Linked DNA regions of Homo sapiens: region 1 is linked to region 2. Evidence: chromatin loops called from intact Hi-C (ENCODE). Cell type or tissue: ovary. All regions are shown on one strand. Each heading gives the region's core, and the rest is flanking DNA. Links, peaks and the distances in the headings are about the cores only.

What was found. Peaks named below come from ENCODE experiments on the same cell type or tissue, not always from the same donor. Only the 100,000 strongest peaks of a DNase experiment are listed, where the experiment ranks them.
Region 1: it touches region 2 in a loop (4-fold over the local background); 4 of 110 quality-filtered maps call a loop at or near these places.

What each region holds. Positions count from the first base shown.
Region 1 is chr20:24,606,756-24,622,179 of GRCh38, reverse strand. All of the region lies in intron 3 of SYNDIG1 (synapse differentiation inducing 1), which reads right to left. Among named protein-coding and RNA genes, the nearest start is that of SYNDIG1, 140 kb to the right of the region's middle. RefSeq lists enhancers at 5,388-6,205, 11,014-11,913. In ovary, for the core only: no CTCF peak of the experiment used is centred there; no DNase peak of the experiment used is centred there.
Region 2 is chr20:24,665,483-24,680,906 of GRCh38, reverse strand. It overlaps SYNDIG1 (synapse differentiation inducing 1), which reads right to left. Exons shown (of 4, transcript NM_024893.3): 4 at 14,291-15,424. The coding sequence ends at 15,403. Among named protein-coding and RNA genes, the nearest start is that of SYNDIG1, 200 kb to the right of the region's middle. In ovary, for the core only: no CTCF peak of the experiment used is centred there; a DNase peak (open chromatin) is centred at 8,466.

The DNA.
Region 1 (15,424 bases), core at 3,637-11,636, 58 kb after region 2:
TGCTGACATCCATTTTCTTATGTGTTGTCTACCTCTTCCATCAACGTCTTTCACATATTGATCATAATTGTTTTAAATTACATGTCTGATAATTCCAACATCTGAGTCATATTTGAGTTTGGTTCTGATGATTATTTTGTCTCATCAGTGTTCTCTTGACTTTTGGCCTGCCTTGTAATATTATGTTGAAATATAGACATATGGTATAGAGCAGAAGATACTGAGTTAAATAAGACTTTCAAGTGAGAATTGATGTTAATTTGGCCAGGAGTTGAAGTGTATTCAATGTTTGGTGTAGATTTAGGTGTCAGAAACTTCTAATGTCCTTATTTTTGCCTCTTCTCTTGGCATTTGGATTCCCTTATATATGGCACCTAAGTCAGAGTATATGTCTTGTGGTTTTTCAAGCTCAACTCATGGTTATTATACTGGAAGCTCATTCACATGGTGGTAGGGCATAGGGAAGGACATGTTCTCTGATCTGATCAAGTATCATTCTTTGGAGTGCATAGTTGGCCTGGGGTGCACTCCAGAAAAGGGTATGACTTTCAAATCTTTCTGTCCCTTCCCAGGGTAGAGTTTTCCCCCAAAAAAAGGATGCCACTGCTTCAGATACTAATACAGGGGAAGAAATGAGACCCAGCAGACACATCAGCACATGGGTTTGGGACCAAATGGCAAAAGAGTTATTTAAAAATATGAATAAGCAGAGTGTAAACTTAGAAATTCAGTATTTCAGCAAATCTGAAATAATACATTTTGCAAATGGCCACTTAACAAGAGAGAATGCCAAATTGGTGTTTACCATGTGCTAAGCCAACCAACTGAAACCTTCAAAGTGCAATGCACTTATGATGTGATAAGTTATTTACTTAAGTAGCAAAAGTAAATAGATAAGCTTTCCCAACACTTTGTTTTTAGAATAACAAGTGAGATGCATGTGGAAGATTAGCAAATGCTTTAAGGTTGCTCTCTTTTGTTGAGACAGTTTCTATTCCTTTCTTGTACACATACAAAACATCAGGCTGCAGATATTTGATGGAATATGCTAACTTAGCTTATTTTTTAACACTCTTAAAATATTTAATGCTATCATTTAGCATTATCAACATAATGCTGTTTACTTTGCCCACTGAAGATTCACAAGATTCTTAGCCCTTTTATCTCCATCAGGTAATGTGTTTATCATCATTGCTTTGTATGCCAACGGGCACCTGAGAGGTTATAATAGCATCTCAGTCAAATTGCCTTTTACCTTTTACTGAAATAATGCCATGAACTTATAAGAACTGACAGAAGGCATTTTAGGTCAAAGAGATTTTGTTAATTTGATATATTGATTTGAATAAAGTATTTAGGAAAACAATTGTTCCGTCATTATTCATTTTCCTATGAACCTATTAATACAAATACGTTATGTGTATAGTTTTCTTTCATCCTTGGAAATACAGCTGTGGCAGACTATATAGTCCCAAAATAGCAGCTGCAATTTTTCCCATCCCTTATAATCTTCCAGAGCCTTGACATCTATGTCTCCTCCTATGAATGCCTTGACCAGTACAGTCCAGTACAAGTGATGCTGCCTAGCTTTGAAGGTTGGATCATAACCAGATCTTGTGCTCCACCTTGATGTAGGACGTTTGCTTGAGGAAGCCAGCTGCCGTGTTGTGAGGAAGCTCAAATTAGCCTATGTGCAGAAACCACATGGAAAGGCAATGAGATGGGCCTCCTATGGATGGCTTGTTTAAAGTCCCTGCAAACAGCCAGCACTGATGACCAAATGTGGGAGTAAAGACACCTCCAGATGTTTCCTCCTAGCTGTCAGGTCACCCCCCAGCCTTGGGTCTTCCTAGCTGAGGTCCCAGACATCATGGTGCAGAGACAAACCATCCTCATGCTGCTTCTTGAACTCCCAACCAAAGAAATCATGAGCATAATGAAAAAGTTGTTTATGCCACCATGTATGGGTAGCAGCAATAAATAGATCAGTGTTGTAAATACAATTTTGAGGTTTATCAGAAAACAGGGATCTGGAGTTGTGTATAAAATACTTTCCTTTAAAACTGATAAGAATCACATAGATTGTGGCTTGAAGGTTGCAGGAACTGACACAAAGTTGTCCTGAAGAAGAATTTACCTTCTCCTGTAGGGTCTTAGGGAAGCTCTCCAGGGTGGCCAGGATTTTGAACCTCTTTAGCTGAGTCCATATTTAAACTCCCACGGCCTCAGTTTCCTCATGTGCAGAACTCCACAACATGCCTTGCATCATGCAGGGTCTGAACTTGGAAGCCTCTGCATCACCCTTTCTCTCCCTCAATGCCACTCAAATGGAAGATACAGAACCCTGATTTTGCACATGAAAGTTAGGCTGGGTCATGCCACATGGGGTCTGGGATACAGTATGTTCTGGTCACTAAAAGATGACTTTCCTTTAATGGCTGGAGCTTTGTTGTCTAATAACATCATGAAGATAATGTAGTCAGTCTGGGCTATGCTATTATATAGTGGCAACACTACATTTATCTTAATTATAAACATTAAAAATAAATACAATGTATAGCAAGGTTCTTGAATTATGTGTGTGCATGCACTTGCAAATGCATGCTCTTGTTTATGTCACATAAATACCAGCTCCCCTGAGAATCATCTACGAACAGGAACATGAGGATGGCAGACTTGTCTCTCTTATCACTTTGCAAATATTGAGAAGTGAAACAAGACTGAAGTAGTGTTGTACAAGTGATTGGCTACCCTCCAGCTCCTTTCATAACAGCAACATTTAAAGAGAACAGACTTGATGATGACAATGACCAGTGGGCCCAGGAGGAATGGCCCTGGGTCCCCACTCTTCAGAAAAGCTGCAGTGAAGGCCTTAGGAGCTTATGTGGACACACTGCGCAGCCAGTCCAGATCCTTGTTATGCACCCGATTAAAGGATCCTTGAGGTGTAACACTAGTCAAGTTTGGCTGAGGGCTGAGGGTTCCACTAAGTCAGACACACAGGCTTAACATAGGCATTTTCATTTTTCCAGCATTTAAAACAATGAGATAGACTCAAGACCACAGCTTTTCTTTAACCCTTTTGGCAGTTTTAAATTCCAGGAGGCTTCAACACTCCTGCCCTGCAAAAGAGACTGTAAACCTCAGTCTTCTCATATAAGAGCAGGAGGTTCTACAGAGGCCATACCTGGAAGAAAACAGGTGCGTTTTGTCTCCCTCTATATTATTTGATGATATTTTTTGCTGTTGTTGCAATTAAGGAAATACAAGCCCTAATGCCCTGGTCTCTTGGCTACAGCAGTTACATATCTGAAACAACAACAACCACCACAAAATAAATAAAATAAAAAACAAAGAAAGGAAAAAGGAAAAAGAGTCACATGGAGGGGAAGAGGTAAGAGAGAAAAAAATAAGAGACTCATCCAAAAGAAGAAAAGGTCACAGCAGCTCTTCTCAGTGTGTAAAATACTCCATTAACTTTAATATGTGGAGGACATTAGCATTATGCACAGTGGGAAGGAACATTTTTAACACAGAACCTCTTCTTCCAGCTTCAAAAGATGAGAGGAAAATATAAAGCTAATGAAGCTGCTGTTGGGATGATGTCTTTTTTTCCTCGGAGTATAGAGGAGAATACCCCTTTGGGTTGGCAGAATAGCAGGCTAGTCGGGACATAATTTGTCTGGTCAGAAATGACCCCGACAAGAGAAGGAGAGGCTGAGCCCCGTGGTGCCCACGAGGCCTGGTGCTCTGCCTCCCAGAGATGGTAGAGAACCCTTCTCCCTGGGCCCTCCCCAGGGACCCCCTTCCCCAGGCTCTCCCCCCTCCCCGGGATCTCCTCGCTCCCTGGGCTCTCTGCCCTCACTGGGCTCTCCCCCTTCCCTGGGCTGTCCCTCAGGACCCCCCTTCCGGGACTCTCCCCCCTCCCGGGGCTCTCCCCTCTCCCCGGGCTCTCTCCCTTCCCCGGGCTCTTACCCCTCCCCAGGCTCTCCCCCTTCCCCAGGGTCTCCCCCTTCCCTGGGCTCTCCCTACTCCTGGGCTCTCCCTCAGGACCCCCCTCCCCGGGCTTTCCCCACTCCCCGGGTTCCCCCCTACCCGAGCTCTCCCTCTTCCCCCGGCTCTTCCTGCTTCCCGGGCTCTCCCCACTCCCCGGGCTCTCTCTCAGCATCTCCCTTCCCCAGGCTCTCCCCGCTCTCCAGACTTCAGCCCCCACCCGGGGTCTCCCCCTCCCCAGGCTCTCCCCACTCCCCGGGCTCTCCCGCTTCTCCAGGCTTTCCCCGCTCCCCGGGCTCTCAACCCTCCCCAGCCTCTCCCCACTCCCATACCCTCCCCCAGGACCCCCCTTCCCGGTCTCTCCCCACTCTCAGACCCTCCCCCAGGACCCCCTTCCCGGGCTCTCCCCTCTCCCAGACCCTCCTTAAGCTTCCCGAGCTCTCCCTCAGCCTCCCCTGGGCTCTCCTTGGCCAGGAGCACAGCTGAGAAGGTCCTGGGTTCGCCTACTCTTTTGGGGGGCTTCCTTGTGGTAAATCTCAGAGGACAAAATGCACCCCCGGGCTTTGCTGGGTCGGCAGAGGAGTCTGAGGGTGAAATGGGTTGCCTATGTCTGGGGCCCCTTCGCAGAAGGAGGAGACTCTGACAAAGTCGAGTTCTCAGGAGCACCCGGAGGGCAGTGTCTAGAAGCTCATTAAAGGTCTTGTCTCACAGGCATTGCTGCTGCATCTCCAAAGGATGCAGCTGTGACTGTGAGGAAGGCACGCAAGTCCATTCCCAGCTTTCCTGGGTTCAGAGCAGTGCCATGTCCCCTTTTGTCCCTCAGTCAGCTGGGTGCGGAGGTGACAGGGCAGCAGAGAGGAGGGTGTCCTGATGGGGCAGAGTCGGTGACCGAGTTTAGGAGGTGAGGGAGAGGAAGGATGCGGGCCAGGAGCACGGAGGTTCGGTGGGGACGGCTGGAGGGTGAGCAGCCCCTTGCAGAGTCATGCGATGGGGTGCAGGCCCCGTGCTGCAGGAGAACCCTGGGGACAGCACCCAGGCGGCCACCTCTTCTCGGCCCACCTATCACACCGGGTAAATTTTCTGTCTGTTATGTAAACCTCCTGAGTGACTTAAGCAGCTACAGGAAGAGGGAGAGGCCTGAGAGTGCACGGGTGCCGCAGAGGGCTGTGGAAGCGGGCAGATACCTCCAGAAGCCACCGAAGCCACCTCCTTGGCCCACACCCTGAAGGTCAGCAGCCACCGGGGCTCTGCTACGTGGCCTGGTATTTCAAACCCTACAAGGATGGCGCCTTGGTCCTGCTCTGTGCAGTGTCCCCAGTGCCGGCACCCTGCCTGGCGACAGTAGCTCAGTGAAGGGTTGGGAAGTGCATACCTTATGAGGAGCAGCCGGGCATCACAGCAGCAGCAAACAGCGAAGCTAGCAGGTGATTTTCTCTCCTCCAAGCTCAGCCAGTTGCTCTCCAGGTGTGAAGGCTGAAGCCTCATCCAGCTGCCTCAGCCCTGTCCAGCTGCCTCACCCCCTGCACCTGCTCCTTTCTGCTCCGCCTTGCAGGGGCCTCCTTGCGCCTTCTCCTGGGAGCTGCTGCTGCTCCCCGCAAATCAGCTCCTGTGCTTCCTTCTGCTGAACCCAGAAACCTGGGCCCTGAGGTGGCTGAGAGTGCAGAGGGCAGGCCTTTCACTGCCAGAGGGGAGGCAGGTTGGCCCAGCCAACCTCGGCCCTGTCTGGAATGGGAGCTTATTTCCTTCAAATTAAAATCCCCAAAGGCAGAGCTGGGAGGATGCAGGTGGAGGAGGGGCGCGAGCCCCTGGAAAGGCCTTGGTGAAAGGCCTTGAGCTGGGTGGGAAGGAGGTGCCGGCCAGATGGACAACATGTCACAATGCCAGGTGGGGAACCTCACCTTCTTAGAGCCACAGCCCCTGTCTCGGAATAGTGTTCTTAAATGTATACAATAAAATACAGAGGCTTAAAAGAGGAACCAAATATATTGAAATAGAGCTTTGGAAACATTAAAAATCATAATCAATATAGAAATATATGGGCTACTTTAAGACACTAAATAATAACTAACATTTGGGTTTGCATTTTTAAAGTAGTGATGAGCATAAACAATATTTTAAAATACCATCAACAGCTGTTATGTGATGTGAAGACATCTGTGGTTTCTCCTGGTGCAAAGTCACAACAAACTCTGCCGTGTGTTGCTTACACTCCTAATTGGAGGAAGTGCTAAATTTCAGGTAGAGGTTGATAAAAATAATGATGTAACTAATTTTCCACCCAGGCTCGTGGATGTGCTAAATGATTTCCCTGGACCTCTTAGGGGTCCTTCCTCTACAGAGAGGGGCGGGTGGGGGAGGTGGGGCGGGGAGGGGAGAGGGAAGAATCCCATGTTCTCTGAGCTGCAGGAGGACATTAAGAACTTCGGGCAGCAGCATGCTGAGAGGAGGAGGTGGAAGATGAAAGACCGTGCAGACCTTCCATTGGGCGCCTGTTTCGGGGACAGCAGTGTGGGGATAAACTGAGGACCTGTGTGTGTCCCCTCTGAAAATGTGCCTGTGAGAAGAGGCCACTTGGGGAGGAACCCGGGTGAGTTCTGGACACCAAAAAAGCCTGCCTGGCCCCGGGTCCATGGGGAGGATGAAGTGGGTGCAGCATGGGTTCCTTGTGCTCCCAGGCTCCCGCAAAGCCCTACAGTCTTCACAGAGGGGCCTGGCAGTTAGAGAGAGGTGGCCTCTCTTGCTGGGTCAGGAGCTTGGTTCTGGATGGGTGCTAGAGGAGCTGTAAGAGCGTAGAACCTGGGGTTGGAAGACCCAGGCTGAACCCAGGTCTCGCTCATCACCCCCTTAGGGATTTCAGGTGGATGGTGGGGTTCTCTGAATCTCAGAATCCCGGTTTCCTGCAACATTGGAGTAACACCCCTCCCTGGGCCCATTTCATTTCACATGGGTGTTGGAATGTGAGGATCGTTAGAAGACTGTCACACAGGAGAGGCAGGCTATTAGGGTGGACAAAATGCTGTGTGGACCAATTACATCGATGTTCAAACATTAGCAAGGAAGCTGCCTAACCTACTTAAGATACTAATGTCCTTAAGAATTTCAACAAACATGTACAAATTGGCTGTTAATTTCAAATGTTAGCTTTCACTTATTAAAGTAGGCCACTGAAAGAACTCCTTTGAAACATAAGCTTGTTAATTGCAAGGTAACAGAATTGCTTGAAAGCAATAACGCTGCTTTAAAATATTTGACAAGTCAGATGTTTGAGAATGTTTCCCTGCACCTGGTCCAAACTATAAGGTATTGTTAAGTTCTGTTCATTTCATACTCCATTCACCAATTACATTAATTTATGCATATAAACATTTTAAGTATAGCCTAGGCATTTAAATAGGCGAAGCAGGACTTCTGCTTGACAACAATTTGTCAATAATTAGCACTTTAATAGTATTTGTGTTTTATTTATACCCTGACAACTTCCAAAAAGGATCTGTGTGGAGGGTTAGCTCATTCCTCCCATATGACTCCCTCCCTCCTTTCCCCTCCCCTCCCCTTCCCTCCCTCCCTCCCTTCCTTCCTTCTTTTGATTTTCCTAGTCTCAGTTTCTAAGATCTAATTTAATATATTGCTGTGATCACTCCAGAGTCTTAAATTAGCAACTTTAGGTTAGTTCCCCTCAGATTCTGTTTTCACTGAAGAACGGGAGGTTTGGGGAAAGTGCTCTGATGAGCCAGTTCCCTTGGTTGTTGCCTCCCTACTTCACTCTTTACAACAACCAGTCAAACAAACAAACAAAAAAGTATATTTATTGTATTCCCTTACCAAGCCACAAATTACATGAATACTAAAAAGTCTAATCATGCACATTAATATCTCAGAGTGAGGCTGGGTGCAGTGGCTCATGCCTGTAATCCCAGCAATTTGGGAGGCTGAGGTGGGAGGATCATTTAAGCCCAAGAGTTCAAGACCAGCCTGAGCAACATAGTGAGACCGCATCTCTACAAAAAATTTAAAAATTAGCCAGGTGTGGTGGGCATGGTGGTGTGTGCCTATAGTCCCAGCTACTTGGGAGGCTGAGGCAGGAGGATCAATTGAGCCCCATAGGGCAAGGCTGCTATGAGCCGTGATAGTGCCATTGCACTCCAACCTGGGCAACAGAGAGAGATACTGTCAAAAAGAACAAAAGATCTGAGAGTGATGCCCAACCCCGCTGGCGATCAGAGTGCTCTCCATGGTCTGCCTCACCCAGCACTGGTAACAGCCTCTCTCCCCTACCTGGGAGGCAGCATGGCCTCTCCATTCACGCTTCCCCGCAAAGCCCTAGATTACCATCCTCTTCTGTCTCTAGACACTAAGAAAATTCAGGCTCCAAATCCCATTTATGCCATTTATGCCCTTGTCCTTTGGGTGTCATGATTTAAGCTGGGAATGTTCCCTGAAGTCCCCACTGTAGCAGGAGAAGAGCTGCAGGGGCGCGGCCGTCAGTCTAGAAGGGCTCTGGGAGATGCCGCAGGAGCTGGCTCTGTGTGGGCTGAGCAGGGGTTCCTGGCACACGGTCAGGAGGGCAAGCATGAAGGGAGAGCCTCTGTGTGGAGGTGCCAAGGCAGGGGGTGCGGGTGGCTTTGGGACCCGCAATGGGGGACACAGGAGGCTTGGGGTCTAGCTAGGCACAACGGGTGGGTTGAGGGCAAGTCCTCGCCCAGTCCTGGTTCCATGCTGGGGTCCATGGGCAGGTCTGTGTCATGGAAAGCTGATTGTGAGGCCAGCAAGGAGACTGCACCAAATCTGGGCATGCAGCTCTGTTCAGGGAGACGGCAGGACAGAGAGCGGCTGTCCAGGTGCGGATGGTGCTTTCTCTCTGATTTGCAGAGTAGGCTTGCTTGCTCCCATACAGCACACACAGCAGCTGGCAGCCTCACCACATCCTGTCTTATCTCAGAGGCCCTGGGACAGGGAGTAAGTTGGCCAGGGTCACATAGCTGGGAATGGCCGTCACCAGGATGCTTTCCAAACTTCCAACCCCAAGCACCCAGACCCTTTATCTGAGCAACAGGGAGGTCTGGTATCTTCTAGGTTGCCTTACAGGTGGGCAGTTTAGCCAAGCATTGGGAGGATCTGCTCTGACACCCTGCCTTCACCCCATCCCACGGTGCCATCTCCCAGAGACGCAGTCTCCTCATCCATAAAGCATTCCTTCCCATCTCATCAGTGTTGTGGAGGCACACATGTGATGGAACTCATGAAGCACTCAACATGGTGCCTGGCACATGGAAGCGCTCAGCATGTGATGGCCTGTGGTTGAGATGGGCACACAGGATGTGTCCTGTTGCTAAGGTAGACCCTCTCTGGGGTTTGTCCCTGCCCCTGAGTGACTGGCAGTGATGTTTCTAGATCCAGGAGCCTCTCCGACCCTGAGTTCTTGACTCCTGCAACCATTTGTTTATGGACCACTAAGAGCTGGAACCCTTCATGCACACTTTTTGAAGATGAAGAGCTATTATAATTCTATGCTAGGACTGAGGGGGAATATTTCTGAGTTAAGATATATTTAGAAACATATCTAAGGTTGACTTTCCTTTAAGCCTTTTCTCCTAGCTTTTGAATTCTGTTAAGTTACTGGGAAATAAAATTAATCTTTTGCAGGTTAATGAAAGGTTGTGCCAAGATCAGTTTTAAGTCCTGTTGCCAAAGCCATTCTTTAGTCTTACGGCTTGGGATGCCACGTCATGAATAATAGTGCAGACTGCTTTCTTCTCCTGCTTTAAGACAAAGGCACAAGGATGTTTATGTCAACAGGGACCATCACAATATTCCCAAGTAGACTCAGGACTCGGGGGCACCTGATGTCTGTCCTGGTACCAAAGGGTTAAGCCCTGTCCAAAAATTAAAGACATCTTCCCAGCCCCTTCAGCTAGGGTCACACTGTTCCTATCTAAATAAAAAAGAGGAATTATTTGGAGAAAAGAAAAGTCTTGGGAGGCGTCCGTGCTCCTAAGTGGTGATGAGAATTAATGAAGAATTTGTAGAAAGAATCAGCCTTTCTCATGAACAGCACACAATGGTGGCAGGTTGAATTGTTTGCCTCTAATCACGCAGAACCTTAGAGAACTTGATACATAAACTATGTGATATTCTCTGGGACAATATTTTTCTTGCTCTTGCCATTAAGTGGCTGTGTCCCTGTCAGCACAGCTATGCAATGGAACTGGATATGTCAGGAACACTCTCATTAAGACATGCAATTACAGGAAGCAGTGCAGGGTTTGGTGTTCCCTGTATTTTATTTTAGAACACCTGAATTACAGGATTATCCCATTCTCAGGGATCACATCTGACAGTAACAACAAGAGGGCTCTGGCCAGATTCCCTATGATTCTTGAGCTTAGAATGCTCAAAGGAGATCAGCACCATGGGCTAAAACTGAACAGCAGAGCCATGCTGCATAAGGAAGGGCCTGGGAGAGGCTCCTGGCCCATTTCCTGTGGAAGAAGTGGAAGCTTGTGGGTAGAAGGCCTCCAGGCAGAGGCTGAGGAGGGGCTCCTGGAGGGGTGGCATGGGAGGAGAGGCCATGAAAGGTGGGGGTGGCAAGGGCATACCAGAGTACAGAAGACAGGAGAGAGTGGGAGGGGGAGGGTGTGACCCTCCCGAGACCCCGTGGGGAGGATGGTCCAGCTATGGGTGGGAGGGGGTGCTGGAAGTAGAGCCCTAAGCTGAGTTGCAAGGGCCACCAGCCTCCAGCAAAGGTGCTCTGAGTGAGCTCTGCAGAGAATCAGGAACCGCTGAAGTCTTCGCTGGGGACAGGTACCAGCTTACTGCCTTAGGAGCATTAACTTGGGGACTTTGGCTGACACAAGAGAAAAGGGAGGTATGAAAACAAGGTCGTGAGCTGGAAGAATAGTCTAACGGTTCCAAAAAGAGGCAGGTCATGAGAACCAGAGTAGAGCAAAGGGACAGCAAAGAGGAATGGAGAGGCCAGGAGCCTTCATAGAGAGAGAATGTTTGGGATTCACAACCTGGAGAATGTGGTGGGGCTAGGGGAGGGAGCCGTGGGCCGTGGTTTGGAGCCTGGATGTGGGCAAACAGTAGTTCCAGCAGCAGAAATAAGGCGAACACTCAGAGGCAATATCCTGAGCATCGCGTGGTTCAGCTAGGGGAGCAGATTTGAGAGAATCTGCCAGGAATTGTGCCTGGGAGCTGGCCGAAGACAGAAGATGCCCCTCTGACTAAGGAAATAAGATGCCAGTTCAACTCATTTCCTGTCATTGCAGCAGGGCAAAGTCCTCAAAGAAGACCCAGCCCTTCTTGACAAGGCAAAGGTGCCGAGAGTGGCCTGGCTTCCTCCTGTGGATCCATCTCCGTCTTCCTGGGCAGCACCAAGCAAAGAACACTTACATGCATCTGGGCAAATACACAGTGCCTGGTCCAGGCAGGGAGAAGGTCAGATGGCTTCGTGAAGGGCTCTGCCTCCCTCCAGACTCATCAGCTCATCAGCCAACTTGGGGCAACTCCCTTTCTCACGATTCAACTTTCATGCATAATAAATTGTGTCCTGCTGAGAGTGTTACTTGCAAGATACCTTTCCAATTACCTAAAACTCAGCTTAAGGACCAGAACAATCAGGCAATGCATAAATCTGAGCTTCTTTTGTGTGTGGTGTGTGTGACTCAGGAACCCTGCTGTGGAATCAGAGATGGGGATAGTACATTCATTCTGGCTGATTAGCACTCGCCCCCCCGTGTGCAGAGCTACATGCATAAACATGCTTCCGAGTGCCCACGGCGGGTGATCCGGAATCGTTGCGTGGACACAGGTGGCTCTGGAATGAAGAATGACCACTTACAATATCCCTTTTGGTTTTCACACTCAGTATGACATTCCCAAAGGAATGCAAAGCATTTTATATGCCTATAAAGACCAGGCCCAAATTATTCAAAATTATCACAGGAATGCAGAGAATCATTTTAAAACTGAGCTTGGAGAGCCTCAAGATACCCCGTCTCTCCACCCACCAGTGTCAGTCTAAAATTAGCTGGGTGAGAATTGCAATTTCCATGTTTTCACCTGTATTTAGGATTCCTGGCAGCACCACAAAGTATTGCCCACCTGCTCTTCGTGTTTTCTATGCCTGAAAACCTTTCCAGGATGGCCTGGAAGCTCCTGTACTTTTCCTTTTGACCAAAAAGGGATGACCAGAGGCCCCATGTGGTGGTGGTGAGCAGTGTTGCACGTGGGATGGGCCTGGGAACATAGGGAAGTGGCAAGGAGGATAATGGCAGAATGGGGGTAATGGGGAAGCCTTGGGGTGCAGGCATGTCTGGAAAACACAAGCTCAGGTTGGGTGGAGTGGGCTCTTGAGGGGTGATACTGTCCAGATGGAGGTTGGGCCTTGCACAGTGAGCTGAGATATGAATGTTAAGGTGGCCCCAAACCATGGAGCTTCTGGAGAATCACAGTTGTGCTAGTGACTTTGGTTATAAACTCATCCTTCCAGTTTCCTATACTCTAGTGCAGGGCCAGCTCTCAAAGGCACCTCTCTCTGCCCGTCTGTTTTGCTATTTCCAAATCCCCTGAGCAATCTGCAGTCCTGTTGCATCATCATTTATTTCCGAATTCACTGAGGCATCCATCCCTTCCAGCTCCCAGCTGAGTCCAGGGACTCATCATCCTCTGCTCCTGTGTGTGCTTGAGTGCTGCCACAATGCAAAGCTTCCAGGGACGTACATATGGACTGATACAAGTGAATGCTGCAACTGTGCTTCAGTGACCCTTTACTACTTTATACACAGTCTAGACAGGTTAAAAATAAAGAGTGCCCCGTCTAAAAGGAAGGACAGAAAAAGAAAAGCAAAGAGCATCCCACATCCGCCTTCCACGTCAAAGCACAACCTCAAGGTAATTTTTTCAGCTCTAAATTTGGCATTTGCTATGCTCTCTGTCTGGGATTCTTATAACTCCCTAAGCACCAGAAAATGCTAAGCTAAGCAAAGAGGCAAGAAAAGGGGGACATTGCCGAGAACTGCCACCTCCAGAGTAGTGAAGCATGGCTCCTGTCCTCTTGCTATGACATTTTTCTACAGCAGAAGTGCAGATGGTAATGTGATGAGCACCTTTAAAACACCCATGACACTGAGACGTACGTAAAATAGCCCTGGATTCCCATGAGAATCTATAATGTGCTGATCAACCCATGACTCATTTGTCACCCCTCATTTAAATCTGTAGGTTTGGCTTGCACCAACATACATGTGAGTCCAGACACACAAAATTACTGTCCTCCACACAAAGCAGTACTGTATGCTGTTTTTCTGAACATCATCTAATCTTAGCTTTAATTCTAGAATGCAAGGGTTGGTCAAGAGAACTGAGCTTATATTATCAATATCATTCACATGATTCTCTCCATCTACACTACTTCTCAGCCCCATCCTTACTGACGGCCATCGGGCGGTCTGAGAGGTACTTGTTGCCTTATTTGTGGCTGAAAGCTTTTGCTTACCAACAGGAAAGGTAGTTTCAGTCACCTTTTAATTATTGTCTCATCCGTGAGATCAGCGTACATAATATCCTGTGTATTCCTCCCAAGCATCTTGTTAAGTACACAGGTTTCATGTTCCTATGTACAGAGGTCTGGACACGGGGGCCTTGCGGTGCTGTCACTTGAAGCAGGTCAGTTGGCGGGTGATGGATTGTCACTGTTAAGATTTTATTGGTGGGGCGCGGTGACTCACGCTTGTAATCCCAGCACTTTGGGAGGCTGAGGTGGGCAGATCACCTGAGGTCAGGAGTTTGAGAACAGCCTGGCCAACATGATGAAACCCTGTCTCTACTAAAAGTACTAAAATTAGCTGGGCATGATGGCAGGTGCCTGTAGTCCCAGCTACTTGGGAGGCTGAGGCAGGAGAATCGCTAGAACCCGGGAGGCGGAGTGAGCTGAGATTGCGCTACTGCACTCCAGACTGGGTGACAGAGCGAGACTGTCTCAAAAAAAAAAAATAGGAGATAATATTGCCAAAATTTAAAATAATTTCTGTATTATTTGTCATGGGTTTATACTCTAGAAAGCATTGATAGATCATATCTTTATAATTAAAATATCTTTTATTAGGTATACAACTGGAAGGAAACACTAAAATTCAGCACTGGAGACTAGAGGGTTTAGCTGCCGAAGATGTTTTGAATGTGCTCTGACATCTTGTTTCATAAGAGGATCTCATCCGGGAAAAGTGTTTAAAATAGATTTCTGTATAAACCTGTATTTTAAATATACTTGAAGTAAATTGCAGGACATTATGTTAATGCATTAACGTTACCTTCGGGTATCTGAGATACACATAACTGCCCTTGACTTACCCACTGTAAATATTGGGAGTTTTAAAAGATCATTAGGTTTTCGTCAAATGGAGTACACCTAAAAAGTCTACAAAAACGGAAGAAAGTAATTGATAGAAGGTTCTCCAACTGTGGCCAACTCAAGTCCCAGTGTGCTAGTGAGAGAGCAGTTGGGCTTCCCTGTCCCCACAGCTGCCTGTGAATTTCGGCCCTTGAAGCAGGGAGAGGGGGAGCCCGAGGCCGTCTCCACTGTGAATGTGGCCCATGGAGATGTCTCGCTCTTGAGGAGAAAAAGTCACAGCCAGGCAGCAGGAGGGGTGAACATTCGTCATGGGCCGAGGCTCTTCCTAGCCCCACTCTCCACCCCAGCAGCCCGGGTGAATCAGGCATTGAGGACGGCCCTTTGGCCAGAACCAGGGTGCCCAACTGGGACTCTCATCAGCCCGAACGAGGTGGAGTTTTCTTTCTTTTCTTTATTCTTTTTTTTTTTTTTTTTTGAGACGGAGTCTTGCTCTGTTGCTCAGGCTGCAGTGCAGTGGTGTGATCTTGGCTTATTGCAACATCCGCCTCCTGGGTTCAAGCAATGCTCCTGCTTCAGCCTCCACTAGTAGCTGGGATTACAGATGCACGCCACCACACCCAGCTAATTTTTATATTTTTAGTAGAGATGGGTTTTTGCCATGTTGGCCAGGCTGGTCTCGAACTCCTGACCTCAGGTGATCCAACTGCCTCAGCCTCCCAAAGTGCTGGGATTATAGGCATGAGCCATGGTGCCCGGCCAAGGTGGAGTTTTCAAAAAGAACTTTCACCAGGTCATCAATGGCAAACAAAGGCCAAATGAGTGGAAAGAAAGAGGTCCGTTCATATAACACATGATTCTTGCAAACTCCTTATTTCAAACTCCCTATTGACAGTACTGCCTCAACTGCCCAGGGCAGCTTCAAAATGAAGATCCCAGAATCATCCTCCAAACACTGCTTCTTCTGCTCGTCAGCATCCACTTTCCAAGTCAGCATCCAGGGGTAATCATTCTGACGAATACAGGAGCACACAGCCTTCTGCTGACTCCAATCTTCTTGCTTGGCAGCCTGGCCCCCACTGA
Region 2 (15,424 bases), core at 4,364-12,363:
AAATCCCTTCCCTGCAGTCTTGGAACAAGCTCACTTCCTTTTGTAATCAGGGGGCTTGGAGGGTCCAAGTCCAATCTCTGAGAAATCAGGGCTGGAGGCAGGACCCTAGGCTGACAACAGTGAACAGAGCTTGGGTCCACCAGTGCAGCAGAGCAAAGCCAAGGCTGACCTCAGGGTTGCGGCGAGAGAAATTGAGGCACCGATTGCAGGGCAGCTCATGATTTAGACCTGGCCTCAATGGCTTACAGGTAGGAGTTTTTAAAGGGAGGGAGGCAGAGGTCACAGGCAAAGTCATAAATCAATAGGTGGAGGCTGTACATTGGCTTGACCTAAAAACGTGGAACATCTCCAAGTGGGGGCCCACAGGTCATAGATGGCTGGATTCAAAGATTTTTAAACTTGCGATTGTTTAAGGAGGCAAAGCCTTGTCTAAAAATTTTGTAGCCAGCAGAAAAGAATGCTAGGTTTAGCTGGTGGACGTGACCTCCTCTTGGGCCTCAGGAAGAAATTTAGAACCAAAACAGTGGTCAGAGTCCAGTCCTCAGCTCCCCCTTGTCTGAGGTCTGTGTGCCAGTGAACCCATTAGATGGGGTTCCACATTTCTGAAAAACAACCCAAGGACATATGCTAAGATGTTATCTTTAGTTTCTGTAGGAAACCAAATATTCTCGTGATTCTAACTTCCGTGGCCACCCTTTTAAGCCACTATAACCTTCTGGCTTCTCAAGTTGCTCTTTTACTTCTCAGGGCTAGCTGGGTACCTGGAAAGTCCCTTGAAGGAACTCAGAATTTTCCTTTATTTCCATGCTTGGGGGAAGGGGTAACTGGCAGGCCTGGCAGGCCCCAAGAGGGGTCCCTGCTCCATTGCAACCCCAGAACACGGATGATCTCAAGCTACCCCAACATCCCGGATGCTGGCCCAGGCAGCCACTGTCATCATAAGATGATGGAAAGGGTCACTGAGACAACAGTCTCCATGATTGATAATCCAAGGACATCTCACTCAGTTCTTCGTTACCAAGGCCCTGACCTCATTCCCAGCTCCCAGCTCTTACTCATTCTGAGATAGGCCTCTCGTTTTGGTTTGGACAAGCTTAGCACATCGCTCACCTGGAGAGGACGGGCTATGCATAAAATCGCAAATTCAATTTAATTAAATTCAACAAACATTTAATGAAGGCCTTTCCTCCACTTCATTCTACACATTACAGCAGAGTTTCATCATAAAGATATCTAACTGACCTGTGCTCCCTGAATGCAAAGAGGCGAGTCTGGAGGCAGGGCTAGAAGTAGGGTGCGATTTAAACAGGTGCTTCAATCCATGAGCATTTATCCAGAGGTAACAAATGCAATCATGCCTGAAAGAAATCAATGCATTTTAAGCAAACCCATGGAAAGAATGCATGAATGATTTTAATGTTTTCCTGCCAATGACTTGGGAGTAAAGGGTTGCTGAGGGGGATGGGCCGCCCCTGCCTGGTGATGATTTCTTCAATATTCTAGAAGGAAGAATCAGAGAAGGAACTGGCGGCCCTACACAAACACTGACTGAAAGGCAATTAGAAAACTTGATGCACTGGTCTCCAGAAGATGAGAATAATAATAACTGATAGAAAAGCCAGCAAGCTGGAACCCTTGTGAACAGGTTGCAGAGTTGCCTGCTGCGAAGCACCCTGAGAACCCCCTTGTGGAATCGAGTCCCTTGGTGCACTAAGAGAGACTGTGCTATTGTTGTACAGATGACACTAGCTATATCATGTGCAGGGTTGTAAACCCAACATAGTTTTTGATATCAGTTAAAAGAATGTAATTCTGCTATATTACATTGTTATAGTATTTTTATATTCCACATTACAAAATTACAAAGGCAATACTGACCCTATGCGATTTTCACTTTGTGCTCTCTGGAAACTACTTCCTGGCTGAGATGCATCTCCAGAGCGTAACCTGAGAGCTTGTAACACCGAGATACGATCTTCTTCCTCACCTGCATCATCAATTATTGCTATCAGCTCTGGCATCTGTCACTGTGCTGGTGTGGCGACCTGAACTCATGGTCAGCCATCAGCCCAGCCATCCTAAATTCCACGTCTCATTTCCACAAGCCCCACGCAGCCTCTGCTGCAGGCTCCAAAAGAAGGATGTGGGAAGTGGGTTCTGGCCGTGACTTTGCCAGGCACCTGGGAGGGGTGCCAGCCAGGACGTGAGTGTCCTGAGCAGCAACCCTGGGCTGGCTTCAGGCACATCTAGGTGATAGACCAGGGCATAAGCCTCTCATCTTTCCAGGGCTTTTGTGTCAGTGGCAACTGAGTTGGCTTGAGGGATCTAAAGTTACCCCCTGACCATCTCCAGTGGCACCCCCAAGCCCGGTGGCACCCATTCCGTCGCTGCCCGTCTCTTCGAGTCCTCTCATTCTCTGTGGCTGCTGGCCTGTCTGTTGGTTTGCCTGGGTGTTGTCTGCCCCCATGGAAGGAGGCAGACCTTACTTTCCCTTACTGACCACCGTTACCTCTGAGCTCAGAGCAGCTGGATCACTGGGCAGGTCTGCAACAACAATGCATGTGGTAAGTGGTTAGGAGTCAGCCCTCCATGGCCCTCTTCTGGGAGTGAGTGGCCAGTGGGGCCTGATGTTAGAGGCTCTGGAATTTGGATTGGTGCCGCTTCCTGAAGGCTGGGGAAGTGTCAAAGAAGGCTTTCTGGAGCAGGTATCAGCTGGCCTTGAAAGATAGGCAGGGTGTGGTCATGGGCCGTGCATGGGCTGAGAAGGGGCTCCCACTGCATCAGAGGCCAAGGTGCTTGGTCTGCCAGAGGCCCATCTCCTGGCAGGGTGTTGTTGGGAGGATTCAGAGTTGACCTTTGGCATTCCAGGGCAGCAGTACCCAAGGCGCTCTTCAGGGGTAGAAAACCTTAGTCTTATCAGATATGAGCCGGAAGAATGTGAGCTCTCTACCTGAAGGTTGAGTCTGGAAGGCCCTGAGTGAATGCTAGAAAAGCCTCAGCTTGTGGGGGTGGGTGGGCAGAGACTACGGGAGCTGCACCGCTGTGGCCGTTCTCTGCACCTGGGATTGCCAGAGGAGGGCACCAAAAAACACCCCTGGGCTGTGGAGAGGGCAGAAGCTGACCCCCGGGGCAGTCCAATTGCTCGAGACTTCTTTGTCATTTCACATTCTCCAGGGCCATTCTTCAGGAGCTGTGGCTTCAGTGTGAGTGGGAGATCTGGCCTGGTTCATCTTCCAAGAAGTTAAATTTGTTTCTCTAATGTTCAAGCTAAGATGTGTTTATTTTTCTCTTTGGTGCATAACTTAGAAGCAGCAAGTATTTTCTAGCTGCACCATAACAGTTAAGTTCTGCTCCTAGAACAACTGAGCTGAGTCTTAGTCCAGAGGAGATCTATTTCACAGGTGAGAGACAAGTGAAGATTGAGAGAGTTTAATTGCACAGGAAATCACAGAATGAAAAACAGTATCACCTGCCTTGGCGCTGTTCAAATCACGTTCTGCAAACATTTACCCCAAACATTCACTACGACCTTCCTTGGAGGCTCTGCTAACAGGGACCTTCTACAGACAAACACAGGCCTCCTCTCTTTCGCAGAGGAGACAAAAGTTTGCACTGTGCTGAGGATTCCGAGTAAATTTTCTAAGCCTGTCAGACTTGTCTCCATCAGAATGAGTCCATGTGGGCTGAAAACAGAGCTGCAGCTGCCACATAGCCAAGCGTGCTTCTTTTCTTGCAACCCTCTGCGGATTCCTGTGAGCATAGGGGCCTCTTTGTCAGGAGGGATGAAGAGGATAGATGGATGCTGTGGAAGAATATTGTGGGTCCAGCAGGCAGGAGCCTAATGGAACGCAAGGGCCCCGAGCCTCAGAGCCAGTCACTGAAACAGGCTGAGTCCCTCATCTGTGAGAAGGGCTCAAAGTGAGCTGTGGCAAGGTGCTTCTCAAATTGGAAGATGGATTGCTGGTTTCAATGGTGCGGGAGTCACATGGGTTAGGCTGTAGCTGCTCATGGTTATCTTTTCACCTCTTTGGGCTTCACGTTCCTAACATCTGTGTCCTAATCTCCCTGGACCTCACCAGGGGAGGCCGGTGCAGGCAGGCTTTCCAGGGAGCAGCACCAAGGTGTGTAGCGGGGAGGCTTGTATGGGGAGTGACGCCTGTGAACCAGACATGGAGACTGTGGGCTTGGGCAGAAGGAGCCTTCAGGACATTGGGCAACCTCTGGACACCTCTAAGCCCAGGGTGCTGGCGGGAATAGCTGGTCTGGGTGGGAAGGGGCAGGCCTGTGCCTCCGCCTGGCCTGGTCACTGGCCAGGGCTGCCCCAGGGAAAGCGGGCTGTGGCTCTAGCACTGAAGGCTGTCAGCGGCCATGCTCCTCACAGAGGGGCAGCCAGGATAGTGGGCTGCTTGTGGGACACGGGGCTGTGGTAGCAGAAGCTGCACACACTTGGTTGGTTCTTACCCTCAGGTAGGTTCAGGCAGGACTTCATCAGTCTGAAAATCTGCCTGTCAAGGATCCCTGGCAATTCCCTAGGGGCACCCCCCAGTGCGTGTGAGCACATTCACCAATGCCATCCTTTCCAGTGCTCCTCTCTGGTCCCGCCTGGGGGTCCCCCATGTCCAGCCAGGCATCTTCACTGGTCTAAGGTCCTTGTCCTGGCGGCCCCACTGACTCCCACTTGACCGGGGCATGCCGGTTCCCAAGGAGCTCCTTGACACAGGAGAAGAGCCCCAGGGCTGAGTGGCGAATCCTCTCTGGGTCTCTCTCACAACTCAGGCATGGCAGGGCTGTAGGCAGGCAGGGTGGGGAATGCACAGCCCCCAGCCAGGGAGCTCCTCATCATAGAGGTCCTCTTGCCCTCTGCCTGCAGGATCCTCGGGGGCAGCATCCCCAGCTCAGTCAACACAGCCAAGTCTGAATCCTGTGCAGATGCCAGCTGGTCTCTCTGCAGCCTTGGGAAGAAGGGGTCCATATACTGAACACCCACTGCCCATGTGTGTGCAGCTTGAACCCTTCATGGATCAAACACAGCATGGATGTGGGGCCCACAGATGCGGGTGGACAGACAGACAGACAGATGTGGGTGTGGCTGATGGCAGCTCTTCTGGGTGTTGGTAAGGGGCTTGGCAGTGTATCTGGACAGGGATGGGAGATGCATGAGCTTGGGTGGTGACTTGGGCTCCGTTGTGTCCCCTCAAAACTCATATGGTGGAATTCTAATCCCCAGGCCTCAGAATGTGACTATTTGGAGATAGAATCCTTAAAGACGTGGTTAAGTTAAAATGAGGTCACCAGGGGTGGGCCTGATCCTAGATGGCTGTGTGCTTATCAGAAGATTGGGACATGTACGCAGGAGACTCAGGAAGAGGGCAGCCACCCACAAGCCAAGGAGAGACCTCGGAAGAACCAGTCCTGCTGACAGCTGATCTGGGACTTCCAGGCTCCAGAACATGGGAAGTACATTTCCGTTGTCTAAGCCGCCTGGTCTGTGATGTTCGTTACGGCAGCCCTGGCAAAGCCACACAGGCAACTCCTCAAGAGGCCACTCTCCAGACGGGTGTGTTTTGGGTGTTTGGCCTCCTGGGGAGCTACTCGTACCTGAACTCTGACTCTGGCCTGTTGTGGACCAGCTCTGCCATCAGGCAAAGTACTGGTTCTCTGAGCCTCTGTTTCCCCATCTGTAGAGTGGGAAGGTTAAAACCCATATCCCCCTTGAGGGCTGTGGTGGGGCTTCAAAGGGAGAGCTTGTGATGGTGTCTGCTACACACTGGCAGTGCAGGGGCCCTCCAGACACACGGGCTGCCTTCCCTTTCTGGGACCAATCACCTTCCCCTCCAGAGAGAAGACCTGAGTTTCATCTTCCCAAGCTCAAAATATAATCTGATTGATTCTACCCAGCTGAGTGGTGGGGACCAAGAATCCCAATCAAGGGCAGTGGAGAGGGCGGGCAAGGCCTTCTCAGTCCCAGAACCTCACACCTGGAAAACTGGGAAGGCCACACCTCCATTTCCTTTGCAAACTAGCGGCCAGCAAAGCTAACTATGCCAGAAGGTGCGTGTGTGGAGTGGAGTGTGTAGCAGTTGAGACCACCAATCTGGGATTCGGGCGGAGCTGGAGCAAAGCTGAGATTTGTACCAGCTGTGTGACCTGGGACAATTTATTTCCTAACCTCTTTGAGCCTTGGCCTTCCATCTGGGACATGGGGATCACGAGGATACAGACCCCTGAGACCACCGTACAGATGAAGATGACATCATAGAATGCTCCATGATTGGCAGAACCCTCCCTCCGCACCATGCCCCTCTATCAGTGCCCCTCATCCTCAATGTGAGAATGGGCATGATGGGTCTGAAAAGGGAGAACCCCAGGCTGATTCTTCCTCTGCCAGCGCCCTACTGTCAAGATGATCTTCTCGGCCCATTAGAAACAAGGCCCTGCCTTACGTACCCTGCCATAGGCAATGCTCAACAGTGGCCATCTGAGTGACTGAAGGAGAGCGCTGTGGCCGCTCACTGATCCCCTTTAGGAAGGGAGACCATCGCCCAGGTGTGGGGGTCCTGGGGAGCACCTCCATCTCTCCCAAAGCTGACAGAGCTGCGTAGGCAGGAACCCGCCCCCACACAAGCACCACAGATATGTGCACATGGGGCCAGATGCAGCATTTGCAAAGTGTTGATGGAAGCCTGAGAACTGGAAGAGTGTCCCAGGAAGCTGGAAGAATGAATGAGTCTCCCTCAAGGTTGCTACTCTGGCCTGAGCAGCACCTCCCACCACAAACACATGCTCTTGGACTTGGGTGGTCTACGGCCTTGACCCCTTCCCTAGGCCCCTGCCCCTGCATTGAGGGCGCGGTGCCCATGGCCTTGGTTCTGCCCCTGCACTGTCTCCAGTGAGGTTGTGCACTTCTCCAGCTCTGCCCCCTTCCTCATCTTTGTTTCCCAAGGGCCCACTGTAGCCCTTGTACACAATAGGTGCTCAGCAATGCTTGTGAAACTGTCCTGGCATTCACAAGGGGGCATGGAATGCCTGCCCCGTGCATTGCACCTCTGGCTTTATTCCACAGTGATGCTGAGTGACTCAGAATGAACAAACCTGCAGATAACTAAATGAAAGCCCAAACCTCCCCTACAGCCTCTGATAGGCCTTGTCCAACCTCTTTTCAAATGCAGTCCTCTCCTAATTCATGTAGAAGGAGCAGAAGGAACCATACTTTTTCTGTGAGCAGTCGTGCTCTGTGGGTCTGATTTCTTGCCCACAGCTTGCACAATGCAGAGCACATGGTTCCCAGCCTCATCTAGACCACCATCCCGGAAAGGATGGCAAGGCTGCTGGTGATGCCTGTGCCCCACCCGGTTAGACCCTGGTCCTCGCCCACAGCGGAGTAGCTGGGAAGGAGGCTCACCCACCACCCAGGAGACTTGAGTCCCCACCTACCATGACCTGGCTGACTTGGGCTCATTCCTCTCCTGTGGGGCCTGTCTCTGTCCTCTGTGGATAAGACCCACAGCCCTTTCTGGATCAGAGGATTTCTGGGACTCAGTGACTGAGCGGCCCTGAAAGCTTTCTCTACAAAGCCCCAGGCCACCTCCAGTGGGAGGCAGTGGCCATTTCACTGCTCCTGTTTGATGGGAATCAGCACACTGCTGGTGAAGGCAGGTGGAAGTGTGCACCAGGCAGCTGAAGTGATGTTCGACTCCACAGGCTTCTTGCAGGGCTCAGAGGAGGGGGTGGCTCCCTTGTTCCCTTTCTCCACTTTCCCTTCCTCTCTTCAGCTAAACTATGATAGGGGTGTTCAGGGAAGTCCTTTCATAGGTCTGTGAGTGGATTCCAAGCTTACTTGGCAGGTTCCATCTGGATGGTGACTAATTCAGAGCCACTTTTCAAAATGTGAATGTTTGTGTTGTGAGTAACCAACCCGGGTGGAATAGTGCAGGGATTCTCAGCATTGCTGAGGTTTGGGGTCAGCTAGCTCTCTTTGTGGGGGTTGTCCTGGGCATTGTAGGATGTTGAGCAGCATCCCTGACTCTATCCATAAGAGGGGTAGTTGTGATAACCAAAAATGTCTCCCCAAACATTCACAAGTATCTCCCAGGAGTGGGTACAAAGCTGACACCGGTTGCTGATTCTATTTGCTGTCAGACCTCTGTTATCCCCGAGCATGGATGGCTCACCCAGGCCCCCGGCTGCATATTCTCCAGGCCTTTGCCTTCCACGTCAACCACTGCAGTCACCACTTTCTTGTGAACTGGACTCAGATGAAGCCTTGGGGTGGGGGTTGTGGGGAGGTCCCTTTCATGCCTGAAAGGCTGCACCTGCTCCGGGGGAAGCCACACATCAGGGCAGGGCATTTGGAAGAAGCCTGACATCCCCAGCTTCTCTCCTGGTGCAAATCATCCTGGTACCACATACTCCCCAAAGGGGATGCTCAGTGCAGGGGTGAACACAGCCTGCACTGAGACCCTCTTTGCTGGGGTCTCAGCGGGACGAGACTCAGGGAGTGCTGTGGCCATCTTGCAACCGTGATTATGGGGCACTGGCCTCACTGCTCCTTGGCTGAGCCCAAATCCGGGTTTGTCACCCGGGGGTGTTGAGGGAAACAGCCTTTTGAGTTCCATTTCAGATGTGGCACAGGACTGCTGAGAATATGAAACAGACCAGTTTGCAATGCACTCTTCAAATTTAAGATATGTATTATTTTTAAAGCACCTATTGTTTGAGAATCTACAAACGCCAGATGGAGAGTTGGTTTAGAATACCTGAAGAGCTGGATTCTTCTCTGGGAGTAATAACAAAGCTTTACATTTAATTCCTTCCCATTATTCCATTATGGACTAAAAAGAAGGGCAAGTGAGCCTCATCTCTTTTCTACGTTAAAGACTGTGGTGGGATAGTGACCATCCCTTGTCGCTAATGACAGAAGGACATCTTGAGAGAATAATGGAAGAGTCGCTCGCTGTGCTAAGCAGGAGAGGTCTCCCAGCTCCTCAGCAGCCCTTCCGCCAATTCAGCCCTCAGCAAGTCGGGGCCCACCTTAGCAGATTCTTCCTACTTAGCAGGAACACTTCATCAGCCAGTTCAGTAGAAAAATAGATGATGCTTAAAATGTGCCAACTCTATCCAGGGAATGAAGACATTAGCTCAGGTGACTTAGGGGAACTGGGACCATCTTGTTCCACCTGCAAATCTTGAATGGTTTAATAAAATAATTGGAACCCAAATATGGATGCTCTGGCATATATAGACAACAGATTCAAATCATTGTCCATTTTTTGGCTGTGTCATAAGTTGGACTCTGGTGTCCTGAGGTGTCATAAGCAAAGGCTGATCAGAATGGAGAGCGCTGGCTTGGAGCTGGGGGAAGTGGTGCAGATACCGTGATTTTGTGTCACCTCTCTCTTTCTTAAATATCTTATTTCTATCTCTGTCTATGTATATTCAAATTTGCCCCCAGTGACCTGGTTTCAGTAAAAAGCAAAGTGCAATCCCCTAGACACAGTAGGAGGTGCAGGGGATAAGCCCTCCAGGACCTATCTGGCACCTCCCAGAGCACCTCATTTTCACTCAGCCTTTACTGACTGAGTGTAGGCCCAGTTGTTGAATTCTCTCTGTCCTGGGCAAGCGCAGCCCTGGGCTCATTCTGTGCTGGAGCAAAGGGCATGCGGGTGACGGAGGAGATTGACGACATGCTCAGCTAAGGGGACACTTGTCTCGTAGTCTGCAGCCCAGATCCACCATGTTTGCCCCTGCATTGCTGGGGCAGGGGCAGTGGCACTGAGAAGCCAGGCCTGATGCCAGGGCAGCCACAGCACTTGTCCTGGATTGGAGCAGAGGCAGAAATCTCAAGAACAGGTCAAGGCAACTATTCAGATCTAATGTGGGAACTGTGTGCCTGTGGCTCCTTGTTGTGATATTTGAACACAACATGGTGACTGTAGACACACATTAGGCAATTGAGTTGCCTGCAATGAAAGTCAGAAAGGACCTTGGTCAGAATCAGGACAAAGACATTGTCCTTGTCGCTCCTAACTAATGGCTTTAGGGCCGTGATGGGAAGGCCCGGCAGTGGATGCTCCAGCTGTGCTGGAGTGTGTGAGCGAGCAAGCAAGCCTGCCCTGAGAGCCCTGGGAAAGAGCCTGCCTTGGGAGCCCTGCACACCAGCCCACCCTGGGACCCCACCCTGGGAGCTCTGTGCACTAGCCCACCCTGGGAGCCCTGTACAAGAGCCTACCCTGGGACCCCACCCTGGGAGCCCTGGGCACGGGTCCTCCCTGGGACCACCCCCCCTCCCGGGAGCCCTGGGCATGAGCCCACCCTGGGAGCCCTGGGTACGAGCCTGCTCTGGGAGCTGAGCACAGGTCTCGTGGATTCAGCTCTTCACATTCCTCATTCTCTCCTGTGGAGCTGCCAGCATGTGCAGCCATAGGCACTGTGGTGGGTCTGTGGCCTCTGCTGGACAGAAGTGACCAGAGACAGCTGTCAACAGTGCCTAGAGGCCCTTCAGGCTACCCTCAGACCAACGTGAGAGGCTCACGGTGGGCATCCTGGAGCGGGTGTGGGTCTGTGTCCCCAGTGTGAAGGCCAGGACTCAACCTTTCCTGCACGCTGCTGTCCTTGGGCCTTTAAAGGTTTCCTGAAAAAAGCTGTCCTACCCCATGGGCCTTCAAAACCAAATCAAACCACACCAAAACGAAACAAAACAAACAAAACACACCAAACACCATCAGCAGGAGCAGCAACAAAACCCAAAGGATTGAGCCCTTGGCCTTTCTCCTGGAGTAGAGGCTGGTTTCCCACTTTTCAGCTCAAGAAAATACAGGTTTCCCCACAGCATGAATCGCCCCTCTCCTGTTGTTTGGGTTTGGAAAGCCAAGCCCGGCCCCACCCACTGGGAATGTCTCTAGTCTGGTGCTTCTGCGTGGAGTCATCCACATTCACACCCGTCTGCTTCTTTTCCACCAGGTAGGTTTGGGCAAATCCTTAGAGCCCTCAGGGTCTTCCCCCGCCCAGGGGGGTCATCCCATTATGCATACCTGCCTGGAGCTCCATCCCAGCCACCCCCATCCCCTTGTGCATGGGGCAGCTGTACTCAACCTTCTCATTTCCCACCCTGTTCTGATGCCCCATGCCATGCCCGTCCCTCACTCCTGTGGGAAAGTGAAGCCACCCCTGTGGTCCTGAGTCCCGCTGCACCTTAAATGCAGGGTCAGCAGCTCCTGCCCCTTCTTCCTCTCCCCACAGGGAGCTTTGACTCTTTCCTGTGAGGCTCAGGCAGTTGACAAATTCATTACTCAATGGACATGCTTGTTTGGCAGGGAGCCCTCAGTCTGAAGACCTCCTTTGTCTTGGTCTAGCATCCACCATTACTTTCAAAGATGAGCAGAATATTCAGACAAGAGCCTCAGGGGAGTGAAACCCCCACCCCTTGGACAGCCAAGCTCACTCTGAAGAGCAGGGAGGAACTTCCAGGAGGTCACGGGGGTGGGGACAGCACAGCCACCGCCTGATGCAATTGATCCCAGTGTTATCAGCACAAAGTAGCGCATGGAGGCATCCCTAGGTAGGAGATGGGACGGCTGTGATTTCCAAGGGTTCAGCCTCAGCTCAGGCTATAAAGGGACAGTTAATGGCTTATTGGCAAATTGGATCAACAGATGTCAGCACTGATGGCAACTAATGCAGGTGGACTTTGAGGGAAAGAGGGAAGCACAAAAATGTCCTCATAAGGACAGGCATTTCAGCCCATCCACTAGGAGCCTCTAAGGGATGCTATGAAACCTCAGGGGTCAGATCCTGAACTTAGGTCACGGCTCTGGAGGGTGGCTTTGGCCATGGCCTCCGTGCACGCTCCACTTGACATTGGTATCCAGGGCATGGGAGTGGCGATTGGCAAGCAGGAAGATTGCTCCGCTGGTCATTTTAAACCCAGAGGCTGCTGCAGAGGGCAGGGCCACTTGCAGAGCTGGCTGAGTTTGAGGGAAGCCCTGTCCCAGCTCTGGAGGGGCTGGTCCTGGTGTCAGGGGGCCTGGTTCCTGGTTAGCTGTGTGGCCTGTCTGTGGCAGCTGCAGATGGCATGGTGACCAATGATGGGTCCTCCCCCACCATGTTCTCCTCAGAACCCACTGTAGTTCCCTGGGAATAGCTGGGGTATGACATCTGGTCAAGTCATTTGGGACACTTGCTGAAGTTGGGGATGCCTGGGGAGGCGGGGGTACCTGGGGAGGTAGGGATGCCTGCGGAGGTAGGGACGCCTGGGGAGGCGGGGGTACCTGGGGAGGTGGGGGTACCCGGGGAGGCGGGTATTCCTGGGGAGGAGGGGTACCTGGGGAGGCAGGGGTACCTGGGGAGGCGGGGATGCCTGGGGACGTGGGGGTACCTGGGGAGGTGGTGATGCCTGGGGAGGTGGGGGCACCTGGGATATGAGGATGCCTGGGGAGGTGGGGGGATGCCTCGGAAGGCAGGGACACCTGGGGAGGAGGTGGGGACACCTCCCTCCTGGGACTATTGGGAGGATGAGGCGAGGTCATGTGTTCCTGGCATAGCTGTGCTTAGTGGATGCCACGTGGGCCTAACAGCAATGATGCAGGTTTAGGGAGGTGCAGGTCGCTCCGGCACACTCGGAAGATGGCTCAGCTGACAGCAGTCACTAACACAACCACCAAAGATGACCTTCAGTCACTTTCCCTGCCGCCAAGGCCAAGCCAGTCGCAGGGCTGTCACACACTGTGCCTAGCTGCCAGGTGAGCTGCTCGGCCCCATGGCTGCCTTCAGCTGGCCCTGTTCCTTGTGCCCACCTAGGACCATTTACACCCATAGGTAAAGCCTTTGAGAAAGACTTGGCAGAGCTTGACAACTTAGGGCCAAGCCCCTGGGAACTGAGGCTTTTCCATCTGGAAATACAGAGGCTGGAATAAGATGGGCAGTTGATCTAGCAGAGGTAAAGTACCTGGCACTGAGGGCCTGGCTTAGGGTGACTGTGACAGTATAGACAGAAATGATGGGTGTGGATATACAGACAGGTTCTACTTCTTTACCACATCCAAAGGTATGCACCTTTGGGGAGCCTTTGAACTTAAAGTGGATCATTTCAGGACAAGTGCAAAGAAGCCCATTTGACACAATGACTTGTGATAAATGAACCCTGAGAGATGGAGGGACATTGACCAGCCATGGGACAGCCAGCCAAGGACATGATAGTAACCATGACCACCTGCTCCTGCCAGGCGTGATGGTCTGTGCCTCGTGCCTTCCCCAGCAACCCCACAAAATGGGCCTTATTGATTAGCCTCTCCAAGAGACGAAGCTCAAAATGGGCCTTATTGATTATCCTCTCCTAGAGACGAAGCTCAGAGAGGTGTAGACCTTTTTTTTTTTTTTTTTTTTTTTGATGGAGTCTTGCTCTGTCTGGCCCAGGCTGGAGTGCAGTGCCACAATCTCGGCTCACTATAACCTCCGCCTCCTGGGTTCAAGTGATACTCCTGCCTCAGCCTCCCGAGTAGCTGGGATTACAGGTGCCCACCACCATGCCTGGCTAATTTGTTGCATATTTAGTAGAGACAGGGATTTCACCATGCTGGTCAGGCTGGTTTCAAATTCCTGACCTCGTGATCCACCCTCCTCGGCATCCGAAAGTGCTGGGATTACAGGTGTGAGCCACTGTGCCCTACTGAGGTGTAAACCTTTACCCAAGATCACACAGCTAGAAAGTAGCACAGCTGGATTCAAATCCAGGTTGGTTTGAACCTAAACCTATGCCCTCCATGGCCAGTGACTCTAACTCCTACAGGGGTGTTGGCTGGCTTCCTTATCTACTTCTTAGGGTTAACATCCTACAGTGTTTGTGAACCACCCAGTAGAGACAAATGCTAGATGGATCTCAAATTTGACCCGAGAAGACAGTGCTAATAATTTTCAGAATATTAAATGTTCAAGGTCAAGGAGGAGAGTTTCAGGCAGAAGGATCAAACACAGAGACCTTAGTCCAGGGCAGTGGTTCTCAACCTTGGCTTCACGTTGCAGTTACAAGGCCACATCCTGACCCATCAAGTCAGCCTGGGGCTGACCCAGGCCTCAGGAATTTGCGAAGTGCTGCCGGTGGAGCCACCGTCCTGGAGAGGGGGTCTCTGTGTCCACTGAGGGGATTAGGACGATCATATTTACTGGTGGAAATTGAAGCGGCAGGGACTTTGGTTCTCCTTGAGACCCCCCTACTATTTCAGCAGTGGAGGCCTGGGTGGCTCTGCAGTTCCTTAAACCACAAGGGGAAAGTATAAATGAAACCCAACGACAGCTATTCATCAGAAAGAAAAGTCTTAAGCGAAAAAGCTAAAAGATAATTTTTTGTTAAGTAATGAACACTCGTAAAACAGCAATGAAATGGTATTAAAATGTCTGTGATTACTTATTTCTCAGCATTCATCTGGTAACTTAAGCAGCATGAAGCAAGAGTTGCACTTTAAAAAATGACAAGAAAATAGCTATTCATTTAGTCGACAGAGTAAGGCCCATCTCATTTCCAGGATCACTAGTTTCTGCTTATGACGGGGTGAGCATCCGCCAGCGCGGTGATTGGGAGGCGCCCCTGTGTCTTTAGGCTGAGGCAGTGCCCATAGCTGCAGTGCCTCGAGTTTCCGGAGCAACCGCGGGGCTCTTTCTTGAGGAGTCTTGGGAGGGGCGGTGGCCTGCCTCCCCATCCTAGATCAGCGAGGTCCCAAGAGTGCGTATTGCTGCGGGGTAGCTGTGGAGTGTAGACACGTTCCGGAGGTGGCTTGACATCCTGAGGCTGGGGTGGTGTGAAGGGAAAGAAAGAGGGGCAGGTCCCGGGCTTTGCTGGCTCTGCTTCTCAGGGTCAGGCCAATGGGTCTGCAGAGCAGTGCAGCGGGGCTCCTGCCAGCCGTGGTGTTGCCTCTTTCTTCCCAGCCCCATTCTCGTCTTGCAGGGAAGGCGTGTGGACTCCGGGGGGCACAAAGGACTCCAGCAGGGCCACAGACAGAAGAGTGATGTGTCCCTTGTCCTCTGCCTATTGCACCGTATTCCATAAAAAATAAACACTTTTTTGGACTGTTTGTATATTGCTAATGCGGTGGCACTCTGGGCACTGGCAGGCTGCAGAGAGCCGCGTTGCCATTCATCCACCAGAATCCATCCAGAGACAGCCTTGCGGGCTGGGATCTTTGGAGCTTTCCTTTGGAAGGATTAGCAGTGCCCGTCTGTCTGGTGCTCTACACAGTGCTGTGAACATGAAATTAAAGGATAAAAACAAAATAAATCCATGGGTAGGAAATCCCAGGGCTTCGTGGCATCATTTGGCAATCATTTGTACTGTACAGCATCATGCGGTATGCCTGCTTCCTCCACGTCCACACAGACCTGGCCCCGGGTGCTCCCCCTCCATTCGCAGGAAGCTCACAGGTGGTTGTTCTTGGAG